2 separate regions of the Mus musculus genome follow, and region 2 is linked to region 1. A link is a loop called in an ENCODE intact Hi-C map of the cell type or tissue named here. Cell type or tissue: heart. All regions are shown on one strand.

Region 1 (2,500 bases):
TTTTATTATTTTTAAATTTGACACCATCTTACAATATATTACTGTATGTACTGTCCATTCACAAATACAGATGATTACTTAAGGGGTTAATAACCTTATCTTCTTGTACATCAAATATAGTGAATATTATTTCTGGTGTAGTTTCTTAACACATTTCAGATAGTGTTTCTTAAGTGCAGAGAAAACAGAGAACAGATATACACAGATGCCCAGTCTCTTGCAACCTGCATTTGATTGCCCGTGTCATACTGGTAAGGTGCTCTTGTTGCAAATGCCCAAGTGTAACTCAACTTCAACATAAAGGATTTCATGATTAAGGTCAAAGGCTGAAGGGCATCTTAGGCCGTTTGAGGCTATAAGTACATGAGTGTTAAGTCATGGACCCTAGAAAAGTAATAAAAAAAGAAAATATTCACCTGAAAGTGGGCCTGGAGTTTTGGGAAGAAAACCTAATTCTTAATCTTTACAGGAGTCTGTTTCTCCATTCTAACATCAATTAAAACTCAAAAGAAATTTGAGGTCTACTCTTTAGTTTTATCTTTTTAAGAGGCCATTTTCAATTAATATGCACTTTCTTTGCCCAAGTGTCCCCAATTTTTTCTTTGCTAGGTCTTTGAGGACACACTCCCTAGATACGCACATTAAGCTTTATAATATACTTTGATGAACTGAAGTTGCACAACATCGAAGGATGATGGTTCAGCATCATATGGAAATGCTATTGTGTTTTACCTTGAAAGGAATATGAAATTACTCCTCATCACTTGTCAGAACATAGCAGCCGCTACACACAAATAGTACATTTAACTATATCAAAGTGCTGTCTACCATCTTTGGATAATTGGGATGCAGGTTTTTTCCCCACAATTAGGCTTTTATTTATTAAAGAAGTGTGCTTTGTAGCATATGTGAATTTTAAAAATGTTTCCTACAGTCTTATGAATAAGGACAATAAGTTGTTTTGTTTACATTTGCATCCATTCTTTAAAATGTTGCTGGCACCTTCATTCATTCGTTGCTCTACTTTGTGATCCTTTTGAACTGTGGCATTATTAGTCAAGATCTATTTTCATGTTCCTGCTTCCTAATAGAAACTCTCTTAGGAAACAAGTGGGCTGAATGTGCAGGCTTGCATTTAGAGGCACCTAGGATTTGATATTTTAAAATCTCACTTTGTTTTTCTCGTGTGCTGCTCAAAAATGAGCTGTCTAATGTTTCCTTGGCAGCATAGTAATCACACTAATGCCTTTCTCCACTTTTTGGAATATCTATACTGCTATCTACTGGCCACTGGAAGCATTGCTTTATACAGGGAGTATCTTGTTTGTTTTACTGTTGTTGTTTGGTTGGTTGGTTGGTTGGTTTTTGGTTTTTGGTTTTGTTGGTGGTGGTGGTGGTGGTGGTGGAGTGGTGTTTTGTTGTTTCTGTTATTTTGTGTGTTTGCTTGTTAAGGTATAATTACATCTCCCCTCCCTGTTGTTGTGTGACGCTATTCCTGGGAAAATATGAACAAATGAGTACCCACTTCAGATAGGGAGCTGATTGATGACTGAGCTAAGTACAAATACCAACTTGTTGAAGCAGTGAGTTTTTGTGGGCTTACTTAAAGGAGTATGGGTGAGGGATTACTTACAGCAGCAGGAATAACTCACAGACAACTGCATCATTAAAGTCTTCCCCAGCTGGGGTAACAGCTAACAAAGGTGGAAAATCATGAACATACTATACAACTTGCAGGATGCTTAACAGGTATGACAGTGTCCATCCTTTGTAGATAGTATAGTAAGCATGCGTATGCTCAGACAGTCTCTAGTTCCAGGCAACTGGGTTTCTAAGATTCTTCAAGGTAGTCTGGCTTGTTTGCTCTTTACTGTTTCTATACATCCATAGGGAGGGAGGGACCTGCTGAATCTGGTCAGTTTCAGGCAATTCCTGAAGATAATTTGACTTGGTTACTCCTGAGCTTCCCTGTTGTTTAGGAGTAGGATGTAATGTTTTGTCTCTCTTTAGAACAAGTGCCCCGTTGTTTCACCTTCCTTTAAATATTATATCTTAAAATATTCTGTTGTTTACCCTGCTGTCACATTCTTCATCTTAAAAAAATTAAATTTAAAATGGAAGATTCCATGCTAAAAAAAATTTACTGCACAACTGCATTCATTCTCCTAATTTCTCATATGCTCCCCCATTCATACCCTGATATTCATCTATTTTATATGTGTATATGTAACATTTAATACAACTACTGAACATAGGGCTATTGGTATGTGCATGACAACTTAAGGAAACTCATCCCTGAGGAAGACTGATCTTCCTCCTCTCAGCAGTCAACAGTTGCATGGAGTTCTCTGTGTATGGGTAGGGCCCATGTGAGATGTTCCTCTTTCACATTATCGTATTCTTTGATGTCAGTGTTTGTGTCTTGATTAGGTACCCATGTTGTTGTGGTATCATCGATGAAGCTATCCCATTGTATCTAGGAAACACAATCACATGGCAC
Region 2 (2,500 bases), 270 kb before region 1:
GGCTAAACATTTACATTCAATTTAAAAAATATTTTTATTTTTGTTAAATGTCAAAACCCAATCTCTAGAACCCAATCTGATGAAAGGCTATGCTGAGTGCTGTTTTCAGTGTGCCCTGAATCTGGATATGGCCAACTACCTTGCTTTTGTGCTTTCCTAGATATTGTGTTTAAATTGATCAGTCCCAAGAAAGTTCTGGGAACGAGCTGCTATGTTAATATTTAGTATGGGCTTATTGATGTTTTATTTACATGTTTATCTAATCATGATTTTTCTGATAATGCTTTTGTGGACTCAAAAAACTTTCTTGAATCATTGCTTGCTTTGTTTTATTTATGTATAAAAGTATACTGAAACTGAAGTAATGTTTTCTACAGCATTAGACTGTAGTTCTCCCCATTCTTTTAGGTTCTTAAATCCCAGATCTTGCAGACATGGGTCTACATAGTATGGTGAAGGTTGACAATCTTGTTTATCTGTTCAGAGAAGCAAACCTTGATTTCATTAATTCCTTCCTTAAAATAGTATTTTGGTTTTTTTGTTTTTTTGGTGTTTTTTTTTGTTTTGTTTTTGTTTTTTTTGGAGAATCTAATACTATTAATTGTTCACATCGTCCTTTTCCTCCTTCCAAACCTTTCCATGTAACTCTTTTCAAATTCACAGTTGTGTTTTTCTTTAATTGTTCCTTTTTGATAGAATCTTTTTTAAAAAAGATTTATTTATTTAATGATAAGAGTACACTGTAGCTGTCTTCAGACACACTCAAAGAGGGCATTAGATCTCATTACAGATGGTTGTGAACCACCATATGGTTGCTGGAAATTGAACTCAACACCTCTGAAAGAGCAGTCAGTACTCTTAACCTCTGAGCCATCTTTCCAGCCCCAAACAGGTTTATTTATTTTATGTACTCGGTTGCTTTCTTCAGACATACCAGAAGAGGGCATCAGATCCCATTACAGATGGTTGTGCAATGGAATTCGGGACCAGTGGAAGAGCAATTACTGCTCTTAACCACTGATCCATCTCTTCAGCCCTCTTGAGCCATCTCTTCAGTCCTCTTTAATTGTTCTAATATACAACTTTTAAATAGATGATGATATATAATATCATATATATGTATACATATTTGTATATATACATATATGTGTGGTGTGTGTGTGTGTGTGTGTGTGTGTGTGTGTGTAACTAAATACATAAATACAACCTGCCCAGCCTGCATGATGATACTTGTGTGTATATGTTTTCAGTACTGGACATTTGGTATTGAACAACTAATTGGAATGTTCCTTCCTTTTAATTTCTCTTTACATTTCTTAGCTTCCTGTAGTTACTTGTGTTGTGTTGATGTTTGTGGTCTTTCCCCACACCCATCCTCACCAGGTAAGCATGTCTATTAGAGTCTTCCTTGCTTGTTATTGTTTTTTATTGGTAAAACTTCTGGCATTTTAAAGAGATATAATCTTACAACCAACTCCCTGTTTCTCTGGCTCTTATAATTCTTCTGCCCCATCGTCTGAGAAGCTCCTTGAGTTATTTAAGAGTTGTATTATAGATGTATTCATTAGGACTGTGTTCCATAGTTCTGTAATTCTGTAGGTTGTAGTTTTCTGTAATGTCTCCATTTGTTGAAATGAGAGGTTTCCTTAATAAAGGGTGAGGATCATATTTAACTGTGAATATAAGGACAAGTATTTGAAATACAGTTCGGCATTACATTTTCTTAGAAACATGTGAGTTGTTGATTCTGTTTCAGTATCTACAACTTCACTATCCTTGGATAGTTGGAAAGGTTTCCAATACCAAACATGATTTCTTTCCTGTTGAGTAGATTGTAAATCCAATTAGAGAGTTCTTGGTAATGGCTAGAGTAGGTTTGGCCCCAGTAGACTCATGTGATAGAATGCTTGGCCCTTGGGTCAAGTGTATTAGGTGGTGTGTCATTGTTGGAGCAGATGTGACCACATTGGAGGAAGTGTGTCACTGTGGGGGGGTAGGCTTTTCCGATCTTCTCCTGTTTGCCTTCAAATCAAGATGTAGAACTCTCAGCTCCTCCCATGCCATACTGGGAGGCATCATAATTTGGTTCCTACCAAACTATGCTGTGTATTGTTAACCTCCTTTAGAAGCTTGAATAGTGCCTTCTGGTATCGTGAAACTAGTTCTTAGAAAGGAGGCTTTTATATTAGTTTCAATTCAAGAGCTGCTTGTCCTATGTCTGAATGCATGGTGTCTTCAACATGAACTTATGTCTACCTTTTGTAGGCAATACCCTACACTGTTTTGGGCATCTCTCACATAACTCTGATAAACAACTCAAAAGGATTTTTATGCCTGGAGCTGGGCTTTTGTTCGATAGTCTATGCCTTTCTATTCTCACTGTTAGATAAAATGAGAATATTTCAACTAAACTATATATGTATATTTATATACCAATTTATTGTGGACTTATTTTTAAAATAATATGTTCATTAACTATCTATCAATTTCACACATTTAT

Evidence for each region. Hi-C counts contacts between places; a loop is a spot of excess contacts. Peaks named below come from ENCODE experiments on the same cell type or tissue, not always from the same donor. Only the 100,000 strongest peaks of a DNase experiment are listed, where the experiment ranks them.
Region 2: a loop joins it to region 1, with 2.9 times the contacts of the local background. A loop is called at or near these places in 4 of 42 quality-filtered maps.

What each region holds. Positions count from the first base shown.
Region 1 is chr2:23,313,845-23,316,344 of GRCm38, reverse strand. No RefSeq gene overlaps it. Among named protein-coding and RNA genes, the nearest start is that of Nxph2, 6.2 kb to the left of the region's middle. In heart, a CTCF peak has its summit at 1,285 (motif pointing left); no DNase peak of the experiment used is centred here.
Region 2 is chr2:23,587,437-23,589,936 of GRCm38, reverse strand. No RefSeq gene overlaps it. Among named protein-coding and RNA genes, the nearest start is that of Spopl, 17 kb to the right of the region's middle. In heart, a CTCF peak has its summit at 940 (motif pointing right); no DNase peak of the experiment used is centred here.